Regions from separate parts of the Homo sapiens genome. Here region 2 is linked to region 1. A link is a loop called in an ENCODE intact Hi-C map of the cell type or tissue named here. Cell type or tissue: HCT116. All regions are shown on one strand. Each heading gives the region's core, and the rest is flanking DNA. Links, peaks and the distances in the headings are about the cores only.

What was found. Hi-C counts contacts between places; a loop is a spot of excess contacts. Peaks named below come from ENCODE experiments on the same cell type or tissue, not always from the same donor. Only the 100,000 strongest peaks of a DNase experiment are listed, where the experiment ranks them.
Region 2: it touches region 1 in a loop (11-fold over the local background); 1 of 110 quality-filtered maps calls a loop at or near these places.

The regions. Positions count from the first base shown.
Region 1 is chr17:47,800,298-47,805,669 of GRCh38, forward strand. No RefSeq gene overlaps it. Among named protein-coding and RNA genes, the nearest start is that of OSBPL7, 19 kb to the right of the region's middle. In HCT116, for the core only: a CTCF peak has its summit at 2,280 (motif pointing left); a DNase peak (open chromatin) is centred at 2,274; H3K27me3 peaks cover 1,115 bases.
Region 2 is chr17:47,619,283-47,624,654 of GRCh38, forward strand. NPEPPS (aminopeptidase puromycin sensitive) reads left to right here. Exons shown (of 23, transcript NM_006310.4): 22 at 455-502; 23 at 2,486-3,994. The coding sequence ends at 2,638. KPNB1-DT (KPNB1 divergent transcript) reads right to left here. Exons shown (of 4, transcript NR_171700.1): 4 at 2,245-2,805. Among named protein-coding and RNA genes, the nearest start is that of KPNB1-DT, 27 kb to the right of the region's middle. In HCT116, for the core only: a CTCF peak has its summit at 2,381 (motif pointing right); DNase peaks (open chromatin) are centred at 1,429 and 2,699; H3K4me3 peaks cover 1,173 bases; H3K27ac peaks cover 3,368 bases.

The sequences.
Region 1 (5,372 bases), core at 211-5,210:
AAAGGCCCAGATTGATTTATAGTGAATATTTTCTTTCTTTCTTTTCTTTTTTTATTAAGACAAGGTCTCACTATGTTGCCTAGGCTGGTCTCGAACTCCTGGTTTCAAGCCATCCTCCCGCCTCAGCCTCCAGACGTGCTGGGATTACAGGTGTGAATATTTTCACATTTTAGAATGAAATATCAGCAATATAATCAAAGTCTTCAAGAAAATAGAAAAAGAAGAGGGAACTCCTCTGAACTCTTTTGTGAAGCCAGGAAAACGTTTACAGAAAAATCTAATATTATAAGAAAGAAAAATTAGTGTCCAATTTCTTTCATAAGCATAGATGCAGAGTCCACGTAAATTATTAGAAAATTGATTCCAGTGACACATAAAAGCGATAATACCTCATGACCAGGTGGGTTTATTCAAGAAATGCAAAGGTATTTGAAAATAAAATACCCTTGTGGGGCCTTCGCCGCTCCAGGCACAGGCGACCGAGGCTGCGGCATGGCACGTCCCTCCGGCTTGGGCATCTCTGGTCCTCAGGCTCTGCCCCACAGCCACTGGGCCTGCTGCACCTGAGCCAGTCTGGTTGGGTGGCCGGGCTCTGTCCCATCTGCTCCTGGGAGGCTGACTTTCACACCCGCCTGCCTGCAGGCACCTCGGGACCCATGTGTCCCCCGGCCACATCCCATCCTGGGGCCACCCTATGTCGGTCCCAGGTGTGGTACTTGGGGGCAGGTGCCATTTCTGCCCCCTCAACCTGTATTTTTGCCAGCCTGGGACTTCCTGCCCTTCCAGAACTTTCTGCCCCCTTGTAGCTGGAGATGTCTCTCCTGTGTGTGAGCTTCCCACAGCCTGAGCCTCCTTAACTGGGGAGGGGGATCAGTCACCTGACAGACACAGGATGCTCAGTTGTCTCAGGAATTGATGGTGAGAGGGACCACAGAGATAAGGGGTGCAGTCCCCTCCCCTTTGACCAATGGCAGAGCCCCCAGCCTTTCTGGGGAGACACTTTGCATCCTCCTATTTTTGGCAAAAGTCTCAGGAGAGTTAAGGCACCAATTGGTGTCTGCAGGTTCACACGCTAAACTCTGCTTCTGTCTCTCTCAGGGGGAATTGCTGCTGCCTTGGGAAGGCCCCCAGGTGTGGGAGTGGCAGAGCTGGTGGTGACCCTGGCCCAGGTCATCTGAAGCTACCCTTGTCCTGTGCTCCACAGCTAAAACAACCCTCAGTCCTCTCTGTCCTATGACAAACAAGACACCGGTGAAGGGGTAAGGCCAGCAGCATCATCCCCAAGCTACAAAGGAGGAGACTGAGGCTCAGGAGGTGAAAGGAATAAATGACAGAGCCAGGGCCAAAACTCAGGATTCCTAGCTCTTGGTCCAGGGCTCTTCCCCGCCCAGGCTGCATGGGAGGTGGTGGGAGGTGAATGTGCCAGCCTGTGAGGGCTGCGGCCCACTAGGCCCAGCTTGGAGGAGAGTGTCTCTCTTGGGCCTGTAACATCTTGCTAAATGGAGGAGAAGGGAGGGAAGGCCAATGTGACCTGCCTTCCGCATCTCCCACCTTCGCCCTCCCTCCTCAGGGTCCTAGGTCAGATGGCTTCCCACAGAACCCAAGGCTTCTCTGCTAAACTGGCACTGGCTCAATAGCTCCCTTCCTTCTTGTCCTCATTCTCATCCCTCCCAGGAGGGCACCGTGGACACTCCCTCCTTCAAACCATGTGTGCGCGCACACACACACACACACACATACACACACACACACACACACACACTTCACCCAACGTTAGCCTACAGAACTAAATGCAGGGTTTCCCATCCCAGTGTGTGACGGGCTCTGGGGTGACAGAAGCAGGAGAGGTTCTAGTGGAAACTTAGGGAAAAGACCATCTTATGAGGGCTCTGGAGGAGGGGTGTCCTGGCCAGCTGTCCTTGGGAGGGATGTCACCTGGACGTGAAGAGGCACCAGCAAAGGGGGCCTGACCTCCTTCCCCCAGACCATCTGGGCAGCTTTTGGGAGTGGCTAGGGACACCTGGGTCTCCCAGAACAGGGGTTTCCTGACTTGTGCATTCTCTTTGAAGATGAAGATGGGCAGGCAGGGATGGCCGGCAGTCCATAGGAATGCGGCTGTAACAGTGTCTGCTGCTGCTGTTGATCACTGCTGGGCTGGGTCCAGCCAGGGCCACATCCTTGGAGGCCTGATACTCCACGCAGATGGTGGTGCAGCCACCTGTCAGCTGTCAGGTGGGGCTTGGGATGAGACTAAATTGGTTCTTTCAAGAGCCCGGGGTGCCCTCTTGAGGATGCCTGGAGAATCTCACCACCTTCGTCCTAGACAGACTGTGGCTGACTCTCAGGCTTTTCTCTCTTCTTCCTGCTCCTGCCCCGGCCCTTCCAATCTCTTCTTCACCCACACCCCTCCCAGAGCCCAGCCCACCCACCTACCCTCCTCTGGACAGATGCTTCATTTTGAGGGGCCTCTCATATTAGGGGTCAGCAAGGCCCAACATCCCCAGGGGCCTGGCATCCTGGACCATAGTGCCCATGGTTTGGACTTGCTCATCAAAGCCACCCCTCCACATACCTTAGGGCCTGGAGGCATCTTTCAGCAACCTGAAGACTTTGCACCATGTGATGACATGTGTTAATGAGACGTGGGCCCTGCAAGGTGGCTCACGCCTGTAATCCCAGCACTTTAGGAGGCCAACGCTGGAAAGTTGCTTGATCCCAGGAGTTTGAGACCAGACTTGGCAACATAGTGAGACCCTATCTCTACTAAAAATTAAATAAACAAACAAAAAAAACTAGCCAGATGTGGTAATGTGCGCCTGTAGTCCTAGCTAATTGGGAGGCTGAGGCGGAAAGATTGCTGAAGCCCAGGTATTCAAGGTTGCAGTGAGCTATGATCGTGCCACTGCACTCCAGCCTGGGTTAGACCCTGTCTCTAAAAGAAGAGAGAGAGAGACACGAGTAGTGCTCTAGAACCCCCAACCGTGGAGCCATGCTCTCCCAGCCCCTGGAACCACCTGCCTGAGTCCCATGCAGACCTGACTCTGGCCTGTCGGGATCTTGATAACTCTCAGTGTTCCCCTCTGACGGTAATGCCTCTTAAGGTACAGATGAGGAGAAGATGAGGGTATGTGTGGCAAGAATCAGGAAGACCAGTCCCTGGTCCACCACATAAGGCCAGGTGATCTGGTTAAGTGTCTGTACCAGAAATAGGTCATTGGATGAGCGAGACCTGGCCCAGGCCAGCCTGTGAATGTCTCTCTGAAGTCCTACACTGCCCTCCCTGACCACCTTAAGGGGAACAGAGATGGGTCCCAGGGGGAGAGTGCTAAGCCTCTCCTCCTTTTCTACCCCTGCTAGTACTAGAGGGTCTCTAAAAGGGGAAATCACTTATAAAACGTGTCCTTTGCAGTAAGGAGACACCATTAAACTAATGACCCAATGGCAAGGTCCCTTGAGCATTCCCTAAAGAGATTGGATATGGCCGGGCAATGTAATCCAGGATCTTTAAAATGCCTGTGTCAGAACTGGGACTAGACCAGGGCAGCGTAGAATAGGAGAGCTGTGCACCATTCCAGGGGCAGACTGGAGCCGGTGGAATTGAGGTCGGACGTAAGATCTCTGCATTCTCAGCAGGTGTTGGTCAGGGGCTGGGGGTTACCCCACCACTGTCCCCACTACCTTCATTTTCCCCGAAACAGGGAGGGTGGGACTCCCCTGCACACATCCCCCTGGGCTGCATGCCATCCAGGTGAAGCTGGGAGTCACAGTGCTGGCCCAGCAGCCTCCTCCTGCCCTGAACACCCCTCCACTTTGACCTCATGGAGGGAATGTGAATGCCTGGGCCTCTCACCTGGTTCAGCACTCTTTCCCTTCTCTGTTTATTACACACACACACACAAACACACAGACACACACACACACACTTTATTCAGAAGATGCAAGGAATTGGGGGTTTTATTTATATTTGACTTTTTTTTTTTTGCTCCTTCCAACCTAGGTGTCCCTATCAGCTATTCAATAATGATTAATAAAATTTTTTAAAGTTACTTAAATCCCTCTGGGTGGAGCAGTTTGGGGGTGGAGGGTCCAAAGAGGCAAAATGAGGACTGAGACACCTCCTGCCTACCTTCCTCTCCCTCTGCCAGCATTGCTTGGCCTGACCATTTCCCTTGCTGTCCAAGCTCCATCCTCCTTTGCTCATCCAGGGAAGCGGATCCCTGGTTCTCCAAACTACTGCACTCCAAGCCTAGTCAAGGGCCATTAAGCCCCCAAATTCTCCCCTTTGTCCCAAGCCCACCATGTCCTCCAACCAAGGCAGGAGATCTGGGTCTGTGCTTGGCTCCCCACGACCCAGTGGTAATGAGTACTCCTGTGGGACATCTGGACTAGGCTGACAGGCTTGAGAAGGGGGCCCACCATTCCCTTCTCAGATCAGTGACTTGAGCACCCCACCCTGGGATTCTTGGCAGCCAGGAGCTGGCACCGCTCCCTGAACCCCTGGCTGGTGTGGGCCCCTCACACTCTGTCCATGGAGCACAGACTGGGGCCAGAACCCCAGGCTCCCCTCAGCCTGGCCTGAGCTCCCATCAGCGGTGACCCACAAAGCCCTGGCCAGATGGGGAACATTTCTGAGACCACAGTCCTTCAGATGGGACTGCCCCCTCATCTGCTGGGCCCCAGAAGAAGCAAAAACAACCTTACCCACCACTTCCAGCTGTTGAGGTGGCACCTGGGCTGTGCCTGGGAAAGGACTTGGGGGAGGATGCTGGTCTAGAGGGCACAGCCACAGAGGCAGAGGAGTTTTGAGTTTTTTTTTTTTTTTTTTGTCTCCTCTGAAAAAATAACTTGGGAATTTGGTCTCTTTTAAACTCTGGTTCTCTCTTTTTTTTTTTTTTTTTTTTTTTCTAGATGGAGTTTCACTGTGTTGCCCAGGCTGGAATGCACTGGCACGATCTCGACTCACTGCAACCTCTGCCTCCTGGGTTCAAGCAATTCTCCTATCTCAGCCTCCCGAGTAGCTAGGATTACAGGTGTGCACCACCACACCTGGGTAATTTTTGTATTTTTAGTAGAGATGGGGTTTCACCATCTTGGCCAGGCTGGTCTTGAACTCCTGACCTCGTGATCCACCCGCCTCTGCCTCCCAAAGTGCTGGGATTACAGGTGTGAGCCACCGTGCCCAGCCTAAACTCTGGTTCTTAAAATACGTGGCAGTTTGTTACGGGCTGGTCGGTCAGGTGCTGTGGTGCTCTGAGGGGAAAGGGCCCGGAGCAGGGCAGCACATGCTATTTAAAAATATCCTGAATGTGTGAGGGCCTTGGCTTTTTTTGGAATGGGTTGAGGTTATTTCTGGCATGTGGTGACAGGACAAG
Region 2 (5,372 bases), core at 373-5,372, 180 kb before region 1:
GTGGCTCACGCCTGTAATACCAGCACTTTGGGACGCCGAGGTGGGCAGATCACCTGAGGTCGGGAGTTCGAGACTATCCTGGCCAACATGGTGAAATCCTGTCCCTACTAAAAATACAAAAATTAGCTGAGCGTGGTGGTGTGTGCCTGTAATCCCAGCTACTTGGGAGGCTGAGGCAGGAGAATCGCTTGAACCTGGGAGGCAGAGGTTGTGGTGAGCCGAGATGAGGTCATTGCACTCCAGCCTGGGCAACAAGTGTGAAACTCCGTCTCAAAAAAAAAAAAGTTTCCTTAAATAGTTACTGGCTTTATTTAAGGACTTCTCCATCTCCCATCACACATCCTTTATAACAGACTGAAGTTGGCAGAGAACAGAATGATTTATTTTTAGGGTAAATGGAAGTTTGTTCTCAGCCTCTTGGTTTCACTTACTGTTTAAAACCATTGTTTTGCAGCTATCAGTTGAGGGATTTGCAGTTGATAAAATGGCTGGAGAGGTTAAGGTAAGGAAAATACTGTTTACTCTTCACTTTTCAGTCTAGTAAGTAAAAACAATAACCTGGTTGTAATTATAGTGTTGGGATAATGTACTGTAGCATCTCTGTGTTTTTGTTTAGAGAAAGACATCATGCAGGGCTGTATAGGCCATATTAAGAATTTCCTAAAAATGGCCAGGCATGGTAGCTCACATCTGTAATCTCAGCACTTTGGGAGGCCGAGGTGGGTGGATCACCTGAGGTCAGGACTTCAAGACCAGCCCGGGCAACATGGTGAAACCCCAAATTAGCTGGACATGGTGGTGCACGCCTCTAATCCCAGCTACTCGGGAGGCTGAGGCAGGAGAATTGCTTGAGCCCGGGAGGTGGAGGTTGCAGTGAGCTGAGATCGTGCCATTGCACTCCAGCCTGGGTGACAGAGCGAGACTCCTGTCTCAAAAAAAAAAAAAAAAAAAAAAGTCCTAAAAATGGAAAGCCTTCGAATGGTTTATAAACAAGGCAGTGCCTTGATCTGATTTGTGTTATAAAAATTTCAGTCTGGCTGCAATGTGGATAATAGTTTGGAATGGGGAAGAGAAGATGTTGGGAAGCTAACTCTCCTAGCAAGAATGATAGAATAGCTTACAGTAGGGTAGTGGCAGTAGTGGAGGAGATGGAATAATGGAGATTCAGGGGCTTGAATTTGTTAACCATTTAGTTCAACAATATTTATTGATTGGCTTCTCTGTTGTGAGCATATCTGGGAGAGGAAGAAAAACAAGCCAGGATAATCCCCAGGTTTCTGGTGTATAAATGTTGGTACTACTCTGCGATGGAATGGAAAAAGACTTGAGGCCCTGAGAACTGAACCATGATTAGGAGCCTTGGAACAGTAGCAATTGTCATCTGTGTAAATAAGGTTATTGATTTCTAAAAGGTCTATGTTTAATCAGATGGATTAGTCATTCTGTCTTTCACACCTGTGGTGACTAATTCAAAGGAAAAGCCCTATCATTTTGCCAGCTGGTGTTTAAGAGTTGCTTTGTTTTCTGTGAAACCAGGTGTACTGCATTAGAAAAGTTTATTCAACTTTTAATCATTAAGCATTGTGATAAATTGTAAACTTAGAAATTGTTTGGTTTACTGTATTAAAAATGTTGGATTCCTGTAATTCCAGCATTTTGGGAGGCTGAGGTGGGAGGATTGCTTGAGTTCAAGAGTTCAAGACCAGTCTGGGCAACATGGTAGGACCCCATCTCTACAAAAAGGAAAAAACAATTTGGCCTGGGAGTGCACGCTTGTGGTCCCAGCTACCCAGGAAGTTAAGGTGGGAGGTTTACTTGAGCCCAGAAGGTTGAGGCTGTGATGAGCCATGATCGTTTCATTGCACTCTAGCCTGGGCAACAGAGTGAGACCCTGTCTCAAAAAAAAAAAAAAAAAAAAGACCATGGGGTGTTAAATTATTAGGGCATAGCAGCAATTTAAACTTCTTTGTATTATCATCCCTTACAAATTAATCTTTATTTGAAGCAGCCAAAATGTGTTGAATCCTTAAGTACTCTGTGCTAGGTATTTTGTCAAATGTTTATATGGATTGTCTCTTTAATCTTCTGGAGTAGATATTTTCTCATAGTTGAGAAAACTGAGACTTAGAGCAGTTAATTTTCTCACAGTCACAAGCTAGTACATGACTAAGCCTGGATTCAGGTTCCAAGTCTTCATTCCAAAGACTATATTTACCACTACACAATTAGCCTAAAAGAAAGGCAGTAGGTTCTGTCTCTTTATTAACTTTTGATTAGGTTGTTAAGCATATAATTAAGGGGAGAATTCCTATATGCAGGTCCAAGGAGTTGCTTGTTTTCTTTTAGCCTGAGGGTGGCAGTGGTAAATTCTCATGCCTGAAGATTATGCATCCTTCATATAGACCAGTGGGTATTTTTTCATAACCTGTAATATTAACTTCTTATTGCTAGTAATGATCCTGCATTCTGGGTTGTTTTATACCAGGCTTTCTTCGAGAGTCACCCAGCTCCTTCAGCTGAGCGTACCATCCAGCAGTGTTGTGAAAATATTCTGCTGAATGCTGCCTGGCTAAAGCGAGATGCTGAGAGCATCCACCAGTACCTCCTTCAGCGGAAGGCCTCACCACCCACAGTGTGAATCCTGAGGTGCCGCCATTGGCGGTTCTGCTGCTTCGCTGCAGGGATAAGGTGGAGCTACCGAACAGCTGATTCATATGCCAAGAATTTGGAGTCTTCTTTCAAACCAGTGGGGGTTGGACAATGAATGTAGTTAACTGGTTCCTGCTCACACTCCAGAATTAAATTCTATTGAAAAAGGAAAATCAGCAATTCAGCAAAAAATAAATAAAAAATAAAAATGTAAATATGATAGTAATAAAATAGAGCATAACGAAACTGTGAAACTTTCTGAAGCCTTGTCAGTGGTTAAAAGTATTTAACACTCTACTGTTAATGACAGATGTTCTGTTTTTATAACCTACCAAAAGGAAACTAGAGGCTTCTTGGTGAAGAGCATTTTTGTGAAGTGGGTTCTGCAAGGAGCCTATAAAGCCAAGGGTGGTGTCCATTTCTGGGAATGGTTAAACACAAAAGGCTGATAGCTGGTATCACATAGTTGGAGTCAGTGCATAATTCCAAGTGGCTTTTTTTTTTTTTGGCACGGGGACTGATCAGGAAGATATATTCCTGCATAACTCAATCTGAACCAAGGATTGTAGTTTAGTTTTCCTCCTTGCCTTCCCTTCTGTGTGACCGACCCCTTGGCCAAAAAAAAACAAAAAGCAAAAAACAAAAACCTACCCTGTTCTGGTTTTTTTCCTCCCTTTAGTTCCACCCCCAACCCCCATTCCCTGGTGTCCTTCTTAGAGATGAAGAAATAATAAGGAAACATCTTTCATAGCCACATTAAATAAGAGAAACTGATATACATTATTTTTTTCTTTTTAAAGATGACTTATAAGAACCCTGAAATTTATATAGGTGAGACAATAGAAATAAAAAGATCTTCAGCCAGGCCTTTCTGAAGGAGTTATTCTGCTAAAAATGGTCTTAGTTGTCTGAAAAGCCAGCTCTTGAACCTCTTCACAACAGTATCAACACTGGCTTCTCCCGGTTCATTTTATGCGTGCGAGAAGTCAGTGGTAACTGCTGCAGGGCTTAATACATTAGTGGTAACTGGTTTAAAAAACAAAGACTGTAAGCCTGTGTGTGCCACTGTTTGCTTCAACAGTATATCCTAATAAGCCTCACCTATTTAATCCAATGAGTTTTAAATCTAAATCTCATTCCCTTCTTCTTTCCCTACCTTTTTTTTCTTTTTTTCTTAAAAAAATATTTTGTGTTATTAACAGAAATTCATATTTGGTGTGGCTTAACGGTATTTCAGAAGGTCATCAGATTGTGAGACTGCTTCCTTGAAACATTTTTGTGCTATTGTTTTAAAAAAATAATTAAAAAACAGTTGGCGTTAATAAAAATGTCAATGTGAAACTGATGTCCTGATTCACTTTATTCTCTTTCTTTGATAAGAAACTAAAAACTTTCCTATCATTCAGTAGGCTTATGCAAAGTTATACTATCATAGGATTTTTCAAATTCAAAAAAAATCCAGTTCCTTAATTCCTAATTTATAGATCTTAACAGAAAAATCCTGAGATTCATTCTAAATCAGTTCTACATTCTCAAAACTCTCTCAGAGACTCTTATAGTCAGCATTCAGGAATGAACTTGAGACTTCCTCAGTCCCTAGTTTTGAGGCACCCTAGTTCAGGCACCATGCTCAGGGCTGCCCTTAGGCTCTCAAATGTTCTTAAGGCACCAGTGAAGCAGGGGCACCAAAAAGACTGAGAAAAATGCAGGTTTAATTGAAGAACTCAGAATTTTGCAATCAGAAATTCTGGAAACAGGTTATTTTACTTTCAGCATACATGTGATTTTTGTCTGTAATAATAGTTAAGTAGTTTGAATTACGTTCAGGGAGAGGTTATACTAGATGTCTTCCATTTGCCTTTCAGAACCCCTCTTCATCCCACTCTGGACCCCAGCGGGTGCTGACCCACATGGACTGCAGCATGAATGGCTCCCTTGCCCTCTGACTTCAGCTTCTGTTTATCCAATTATTAATATCCAAAGAAGATGAGAAGATATAAGGAAGAGATGGTCAGAGTACTCTGGCTTTCTCATTGCCAGGTCACATGGGTTGTCTGTGTCCCTTTAGCAAAGACCACAGCTCTTACCAAGCAGCCCCCTCTAGCTTCTGGCTCCTTCTCTTTGCTCCTTCACATCTAGGAATAGAAAGAAAGGAGAACTCGAGAGCTGGGTGCGGTGGCTCACGCTTGTAATCCCAGCACTTTGGGAGGCCGAGACGGGTAGATCACCTGAGGTCAAGAATTCAAGACCAGCCTGGCCAACATGGTGAAACCCCGTCTCTACTAAAAATACAAAAATTAGCTGGGCATGGTGGCGCATGCCTGTAATCCCAGCTACTCGGGAGGCTGAGGCAGGAGAATTGCCAGAACCCAGGAGGCAGAGGTTGCAGTGAGCCAAGACCGTGCCACTGCACTCCAGCCTGGGCAACAAGAGTGAAACTCCGTCTCCAAAAAAAAAAAAGAAGACTCAAGCTGGGTGCGGTCACTCACACCTGTAATCCCAGCACTTTGGGAGGCTGAGGTAGACAGATCACCTGAGGTCAGGAGTTTCAGACCAGCCTGGTCAACATGATGAAACCCCTGTTTCTACTAAAAATACAAAAATTGGCCAAGCATGGTGATGCATGTCTGTAATACCAGCTACTTGAGAGGCTGAGGCACAAGAATTGCTTGAGCCTGGGAGGCAGAGGCTGCAGTGAGCTGAGATCGTGCCACTGCACTCCA